2 separate regions of the Homo sapiens genome follow, and region 1 is linked to region 2. The links are chromatin contacts, found by Hi-C or POLR2A ChIA-PET in ENCODE. All regions are on one chromosome and are shown on one strand. The core of a region is the stretch at or near the end of the contact, and the rest is flanking DNA. Distances in the headings are between cores, read along the strand shown. Region 1 has its middle 110 kb from the start of ARL4A. Region 2 has its middle 24 kb from the start of ARL4A.

Region 1 (4,204 bases), core at 781-3,280, 91 kb before region 2:
TACAACCCAGATTAACACCAAATATTTAAGTCAAATTTCTGTGTACTACAAAATGTCCACCTGAAGTCCAAAATATATAGGTTCTTGTTAAAGACCTTGTTAATGGATTTTTTAAACATCAGGATATAATATGTCTACATAAAAGATTTTTCTTAAATCAAGTAAAGGAAATAATTAGCTCTTCCCCAGTAAATGTAAGATTGAGAATTATTTTGTGAGAAGGTAAGCAAATAGTTTTGGGAAATAAATACTCAGTTAAAAAAAAACAGTGGCTGAGATCATCCTGTTTTAACACATATTATGTTATAATATAAAACAAACATTTCTGAGGAGCCATGTAGAAACGAATCTTTTCTCTTTGAATTATTTTGTATTACTGGCCACACAGTAAAAAAGCGAATTCTGTCCGTCTGTGTTCACATATGTGTCATAACTGCACTTATTTGCTCTGCAAATACAAAGTTTAATGAGTGTAGACACTTGTACATCCATCACCGGGCTTGTTATACTCTAGGTTAATGCAGCACCAATCAAACGGCAGATATCTAAAATCTTGCCAATTCTCTGTGAAACATGCATGGTTTAAGTATATTATTATGTTAAACAAATAGAAGATGGCCAGGAAAGACGAATCCGTATCTTAAAACAATTGCTGTCAAATGAGTAATATGAAGTAGAAAAGGTATTTAAAGTTCAAATTAAAGTTTACAAGCCTTGGGAAGAGGAAAAATTGGTATTTTCAATGTTGCTTTGCCACATTCTTTAGTCTTTTGTTAAATAAAAATGCCAAGAGAGTTAAAAAATAAGAATTCTTCTTTAGCCTAATAAAAGTTTCTTGTTTGGACTCCATTTTCATATATATTAAAAAAAATAAGTTCTGTCTGAAGGCTGGGTTTTTAAGATTGGGCCAAAAAGAGACCACACCTGGTATGGCCTTACATCAATGCCACCATCATTCTGGGCTCCTAAATGTTCATGAAATTTCTTCTTCTGTCTAATCTTGCCTCATCAAGTCTCTTCAAAACCAAATCTAAAAGAGCCAGATGCAACAGGAAGAAGAGGACTCATAGAATTAGCAGATGATGTCTTCCTACTATTTGTTTAGTTTCCAGTAGTCTGAAGTGCGACTTTTCCAGTATGCAGACTAAGGGGTTTAAGGAAACTCTATAACCCAGATAAAGCACTGAGGTCAGAAAAATTGAAGAGAAATTCATCATAATTAAGAGCACAATTGTTTAAAAAAATGCAAATTTATTTCAACAACTGTATTTGAATATCTTCATGAAAGTGCACTCCATACATCTGTTTTCCTCCTGTGGCTATTTTCTCATCTTTCTCCCATGATTTTGGATCCTGCCTTCCAAGTAACATTCATTAAGCATTCAGCAAGATCATACAGGAGGTTTAAACAATGATGATTGTTATTCAGACACACCTCAAATCAAAACATGTCCTAGAAAACATAATAAATTTTGGAAGCCTGACTTACTAACCTTGTTAACTTGCATTACAGGAATGAGTCCTCTTCTTTGATTCCACTCTGTTTATGTTGTGTATAAATCAGGATTCCAATACAGAACAGATAGCACACTCAAATCAGGATAACTTGAGTAGGATGTATTTACAAAAAGACTATTTACAGAGGTGTGGGTGTAGGAGAATCACAATGGGTAGTGTAAGAATGCTAAGTTGGTAAGGAGTTAACACCCCTAAGTCCAAAAGGACACAGGGAAGAAGTTATTGAAACTGGGAGAGAGCCATGTGGAGAAGTTCACCTTGAAAGGGTAAGCGACCTTCCAAGGAGAGCACAGCAGCCCTAGGGGATCTGGCAGAGTCTCTTTCCTTCCTCTGTTTTCCAGCACACCAGGAAGCAGGAGGACATGGGAACCTTGATTGCCTCAAGCAGCAGTGCCACCTTAGGCAAACTTCCCATAAGCTATCAAGGGAAATAAAAACATCTAGATCTTTCGCAGTGGTTCTCTAAAGGCTCAGCCTAATTAAAAGCCAGAGGGTGCAGGAGCCAGGTGATAAAGATTATAAATGAGTCATCATCCTGGGGCAAAGGCAAGCATGGAAAAATGAAGTCTTAATCAGAAGATAGTCAACATACTCTCTGTGCCTACACATACTCCTTAACACACAAACAGACTCAAATACATCATTGAAAAGCTCTCAGAAAGGAATTTTCCTTGGAAATCACTTCATTGATGTCTTTCATGTTCAAAATTTCCACCATTAGATACTTCAGATATTTAAAACTTCTGATAATCTATAAATTTTGGATAGTATTGGTAGTAAAATGGAAAGGAAAAAAAGAAACTAAGTTTTTGAATACTAGCTCCTTTACATATCTTATCTCACTTAATCTTCAAAATGACTCTATTAGCTATACATTATTATCCATGTTTTACTGATAATTTGAAACTCAGATAGTTCAAATAACTTGCCTAAAGCCACATAGGAAATACAAGGGAAATCATAGAACCCAGGCCTGCCTGATTCTAAAGCCTATTCAGCTTATACTTCAGCACTGCTGCACTTGAGCACTTTAACCCAAAATAGTTTAATACTTTCCTGGCAGAGGACAGGGCAGGTAAGAGTTAACTAAAGATATAAAAGGGGAGAATTGGTCGTCCGGAGTCCAATGTCTATCAGGTAGAATATAAAAGGGAAATTCCTAAAGGTGAAAGGACTGGGATAGTTAGGAAAGAGTTGATATCTAGGGAGAAATGGAAATAAAAGGAGAGATTAAATACAATCTGTGCATTCCTCCCACTGCCCCATCTTGTTAAACCAGCCCAGCCACTTTTCAGTGTCCATGGACTTTGCACCTTAGGTTTACACCCTTCCACATAGGAAGCATTTTATAATGTCTGCAGTGATGCAATACCTCACCCCTAATAATAATTTCAACTGCCTCCCATCTTGCCCTACTCTTACCTGCAATGGACTAATGACTATCTTGAGGGCCGATGACTCTCCCGGTTGTATCTGACTTTGTACACGTGTGCTGTGACAGTAAAATTAAACCTGCATACTCAGATAGGAGGATGTTCTTCTCAAAGAGTTTACATCTTGATAGCATAAAATGAGTCAGTGAATCAAGGCAGGGATAACGATTTCATAGAAATCATAAAGGGAATATGCTATTAGACTTGAGAATTAATTTGCACAGAGAACCAACAACGTGGAACCCAAATATGAATGTGTCCTCTCTGCTTTAAGGAGTCTGCAAGCAAGAAACCATTCCACAAGCAAGAAAATCCATGCATCTGTCATTTTTTTCCCAGAGGCAAAAAAAAGCAACTGGAAGTGACTAGCAAGAAAGATTACAGAGTTATGCTCTTCTTCTTCTTCAAGATGGACTCAGTGCCCTACTATGGCATTCAATATTTTCTTTTTTAGAACAGAGCTAGAAACCTCTAAAAACAGAACACAAAGAAATAACTTCCAGGGTTGGGCAGGCACTCCCTGAGCAATGGGGAATTACCAGCATACTTTTATTTTTGACTCAAATTCCACAGTTGTCATAAGGCCAAACATTCTTCTACCTTCTTCCATTTCCACACTGGATTCTACAGAACTTATTTGTGAACGATACGTTTACCCAGCTCGCCTCCCTGCCTGAACTGTGAAATCATTTCAAACAGCTAACTGGATAAAAAGCTTAAAATAGGGTGGCCTTTATTCTTTATCAGCTTAAAATTGCCAAGCAGCAGCCAACTTAAGCTTTGAAGAAATGTAGAAGATCTTTGGAGCTATTTATATTTTCTTTACCATCCATGGAATGATTTAATTCAGAACTACAGTAAATGAGACTCTAGATCCTGGAGTATTTTTGATCAAATATCTGGATGGGCTAGGCTACTTTAAATTACTCATATGGTTCAGAAATCAACAGTTTGCAAATTGTTTGGAAACTGAGAGACAGTTTGAAAACACTGTTTCTCCATAAAATTCATACAAATCATAGTACATAATAATATGCAATATTTATATTATGATCAATATGTACATATATTGATGTGTCTTGATGCAAGAACTCCTAGTCTGTTAATGAGGAATGTAGGATTTAAGAAGTCTCTGCCACAAATTACCTGGGAATTTCTGGTGATGTCACTTAAACCCTATGCCTCAGATTCCTTTTCTGTTAAATGAAAAGGTTGGATTAATACAGTTTTCAAGTGACAATCTGAAGAGGATT
Region 2 (4,624 bases), core at 1,778-4,277:
ACATAAACAACTAAGTAAACAAGAAAATATCAAGTCATGGTAAGTGCAAGGAGAAAATTACAACAGAATGTAATTTTACTTAGCAAATAAAAATGCAGGAGACTGATTTATATGTGTGTGTGTGTGTGGATGTGGAAGGATGGCTGGATGGATAGATAAGAGAGTTCAGGAGAGAGAGACACACACATCAGGACACACTACCCCAAAATATGGCACCTTGGCATATTGAATATTTTAAGCTGAAGGAATTTGAGAAAATAGCATAAGCAGGAAGGTCTCTGTGAAGTTCCGCCTCCCTTCTCCCCTGAAGCAGATCATAAAACCTAGGAAGCATGTTCTGACCTTCCCTTGAAGCAGTGCATAAGATCCTTATGTGAGAGGTGCTTCCCTATTCCTGGAGGAAAGGAATATCCTTATCTCCAAGGACACAGAGTCACAGAGAGTAATCTGAACAAATAAGCCTTGACAAGTTTCTCCCAGCTCATTACATGTAGCTCATATCCCCTTTGTCCTATCATATTTCTCCATGACTTTCCACTCTTCATCAAACCTACTATGGAAAAACACTCAAGTTTAAAACTGTTTATTGAGTTTTCATTTCCTTCTGAAGGTTCCCTTGTCACGGAAAACTGATATTAAATAAATGTGTATGCTTTTTGCTTGTTAGTCTTTCGTTTGATACAGGGGTCTCGAGCACTGAACCTAAAATAAGTAGAGTAAAACTATTTTTTCTCCCCTACAATACACACACACTCTTAATGCTGCTAGGACCGTGGTTCCCAATCATGATACCGTGAACCCACAGGAGTGTTATAGTGTTTTTAAATTTTTAGGGGAACACAGAAATATCAGTCAGACACTACACAAACTGCTACTACTAAATTTGGGCCTAACTACTTAATAAACGAATGAGGTATTCCTATTTTCCTAGAGTCACCATGAAAAAATTACCAGATATTAAGGGTGGAATGAACTAGGAACATTTGAGAATCTTTGTGCTAGGAACATCTTTAATGGCTATGTGTGTACATAAGAATGGCTTTGTTGCATTGTTTTTAAATTAAATTGAAACCATATTAAAAAGAAATACTTTCAATCTGTTTTTCTTTCTTCAAAACAAATTTTACAAACTTACTCTAAGCAAATCCTCAACTAGATTTTCATATTTCAGTTTAGCATTTATATTTACTGCCATTGTGACTTGGAACATATCATATTACTTTTATGCCTCAAATTTTTATATTTTAAAAGACCTATATTTATTATGATTGCAGATATTGTAACTTAAAATATAATGATTTTAGATATTTGTTGGCAAAAATACAGAATATGTTATGTTTCTTGATCTTTGTGTTACAAAAGTTTAAATGAATAAACTAATGTACAACTTATAATTTTATTTCTGCCATGTAATATTTATACCAGTAAAGTTTAGCAAATGATAAACAAAATTTCAATAAGCTTACGAAATTGCTGAATTTCAAAATGAAAGTCTATTGTCATTTCATTTCACCTGCTGGGAGACAGACACACTAGGTTTTCCAAGGAAGATAAGAACATACTGGAAGATTGCTGTGAAAAATTTAAAAGAAAAGGTACCAACTCCATGTCCTCTGTCAGACTTTATAGTTTTAACTGTACATTACCAAACATTTAAGAGTCAACAGAATTCAATTACTTGCCAAATCCTTATACAATGTCATTAGCTAACAAATCTGAGGACAAAGGTCTCCCTAACCATGTTACAGGATGTTCCTCCAGTGGTTTCGATAGTTTGCTAATTATCTACATTACACAAGAGTCATGAGCATTACAGAGGCAAGTCTAGCCTGCTATGCTTTATTACTGCTATAATTACTGCTGTCGTTTTCTCAAGTACTTTCAGTAAATGCTTGTCAAATGACAACTTTAGCTGGAAAATTAATCATTATTTTAAAATCAATTGTTATTGTGAGCCTTAATATTTCTATCACTAAATGCAAAATAATACTTATTACCTTTTTTCCTGAGACTGTGTAATAAGGGTAGTATTATAATTTGCTGAATTTTATGCTTGATAGTATCATTGTGAAAATATTTTTCTTACTAATAACAATCCAGAACGGAAACACTCAGAAGAGTATTTTCCTTTAACAACTTTGAAAACAAATTTTCAAAAATTTTTATCTACTCACACGACATTTACCTTTTTTATCAGTTGTGAGTGAAACCAACAGGAATAAAATGAAGGCCTTAAAAGAATGAACAGGCCGGGTGCGGTGGCTCACGCCTGTAATCCCAGCACTTTGGGAAGCCGAGACGGGCAGATCACGAGGTCAGGAGATTGAGACCATCCTGGCTAACACGGTGAAACCCCATCTCTACTAAAAAATATACAAAAAAATTAGCCGGGCGTGGCGGCGGGTGCCTGTAGTCCCAGCTACTCGGGAGGCTGAGGCGGGAGCATGGCGTGAACCCGTGAGGCGGAGCTTGCAGTGAGCCGAGATCGCGCGGCTGCACTCCCGCCTGGGCCACAGAGCGAGACTCCGCCTCCAAAAAAAAAAATTAGCCGGGCGTGATGGCGGGCGCCTGTAGTCCCAGCTACTCGTGAGGCTGAGGCAGGAGAATGGCGTGAACCCGGGAGGCGGAGCTTGCAGTGAGCCGAGATCGCGCCACTGCACTCCAGCCTGGGTGACAGAGCGAGACTCTGTCTCAAAAAAAAAAAAAAAAAAAGAGAATGAACAAGGTGGTTGTGCTTGACTTGGTGACTCTCTGGTTTTAAAAGTAGCAGTGAAGAAACCATCTAGATTCAAAGTAAGTAATGATGAGTAATTCTACCTACACTAAGATAGGAGTCCAAGACGTTGACTGAGGCAGAATTTCTAGATACATAGAAACGAGCAGAAACCTAGAGACAAAGGGACTGCCAAGCTGAAGTCGTTCGTGTGGCTATTCAAACATTTTGAGTTTACATGAATTGCCTATGAACTCTGTGAACTTCTAAGCCATAAGAAAAGTGTCGGCCGGGCCGGGTGACTGACGTCTGTAATCCCAGCACTGTGGGAGGCCGAGGCAGGTGGATCACCTGCGGTCAGGAGTTCTAGACCAGCCTGGCCAACATGGCAAAAACCAGCCTCTACTAAAAATACAAAAATTAGCTGGGCGTGGTGGCTGTAATCCCAGCTACTTGGAAGGCTGAGGCAGGAGAATTGCTTGAACCCGGGAGGCAGAGGTTGCAGTGAGCCGGGATCATACCACGGTACTCCAGCCTGGGCGACAAGAGCGAAACTCTGTCTCAAAAAAAAAAAAAAAAAGAAAAGAAAAGTGTTACTGTGCTGTGTCCAAGATATAATCATAATGAGCCCTTCATGCAAACTGCATCCTGTTACAACCAGCTTTCAATAGGCCTGAAATGCTTGTCAAGATGTGACCCATTATCCATGTCCCATATCAAATATACACAGATGATTTCAGTAGTAATACTACTACTTAGTTTAAGAAGTATTTTTATATTATAAAATATATAATTGGGGTAGTGGTATGTTTTAATATTTAAATAATTGTCCATTTCTATAAGGCATAGAGAAATGTAGCTTTAGTGGATTTTGTATTACATGACTATTCCCTTTTTTATCATCTCAAAGCATATTTTTTCTTTCTAAATTGATTTTCTTTGAAAATTGAACATATCAAGTTTTAGAAGGCCAGTACTGAGAAGGCATAATGGCTTCCTGAGCTAGAATCTGAGACTCAGTTATTACAACAGAGAATCTATTTATCTCTCTGATGATTTAGGGCAGAAAACAGGTTGAGAATCAGTAGTCTGGATTTATTTATTCTATTTGCACAATGTAATACTGAACCAATTTCTCCAAGTGCCTAACTTCCTTTCTTGGAAGTTATGGAGCAATAACTTTTAATTGGAGAGTGATAAAACCAACCCACATTCCACATTGTTGAGATGCTTAACTAATAAGCATGTTTTAAAGGCACTTACACAATGGAGAGCCCTTTAACCAAAAAAATAAAAATTGATTTGCCTACTAAGTCCATTAACTGTACATAATGACACAATTTATTTGCACAAGAATTTTAGAATATTGGCAGTATTGGGTAATATAAAGATTTTGAATAGTGGCTTTAAAAGCCACCAAAAAATACAGTACTAAAAAAATTATATGGTATTAAATATAATAAAATTCCGTTCCATTGCAAAGTCAGAGGTTATATGCAAAATATGCGAAAGGCTCCCAACCTGAGGGCTGGAAAAAAACAGGGCACCAGGCCTATAAGGAATAGTTGTGTTTCCTGTTGCTCAGTAACTGTCCTGACCATGAAGAGAGATTTCACTGTGTCTAATTTTTTCTGGTCCTCTATAGGATGACTAAAGCAGAAGAAAAGAGTTAAGAAAAAGCCAGAATTCAGAAGACCAACTAGAAATTAACCTTTAGCATGTGGATCATTACTCTTAATGAAGAGAAATCATTCTGCTGCTTATGCAAAATCTATTGGTCTCTTCTGTGTTATAGTGTAGCTCAGTTTCTTCCTGAAACTCTTTGTATTCCTCTACGATAACTCTTCTACTATTATAGGAATTATTAATATTTTAACCTGTCTGCTTGTTTTATCATATCTGAACTCTGCA

The links. A loop is a pair of places that touch in the nucleus more often than their neighbours do. ChIA-PET counts read pairs that join two places held with the same protein, here RNA polymerase II (POLR2A). Pooled maps may share reads with other maps.
Region 1: a loop to region 2 is called in a map of PC-3, with 7 times the contacts of the local background. The contact joins two enhancer-like sites. A Hi-C loop is called at or near these places in 3 of 168 maps with a recorded cell type or tissue (Caco-2, PC-3 and mucosa of descending colon) and 3 of 50 pooled maps. POLR2A ChIA-PET finds 5 or more read pairs at or near these places in 4 of 52 experiments (IMR-90, MCF 10A, PC-3 and 1 more).

Annotation. Positions count from the first base shown.
Region 1 is chr7:12,800,022-12,804,225 of GRCh38, reverse strand. No RefSeq gene overlaps it. Among named protein-coding and RNA genes, the nearest start is that of ARL4A, 110 kb to the right of the region's middle. Within about 2 kb of position 2,030, at least 4 of the 41 ENCODE cell types and tissues checked have a DNase peak (open chromatin) inside an H3K27ac peak, as active enhancers do.
Region 2 is chr7:12,709,579-12,714,202 of GRCh38, reverse strand. No RefSeq gene overlaps it. Among named protein-coding and RNA genes, the nearest start is that of ARL4A, 24 kb to the right of the region's middle. Within about 2 kb of position 3,027, at least 3 of the 41 ENCODE cell types and tissues checked have a DNase peak (open chromatin) inside an H3K27ac peak, as active enhancers do.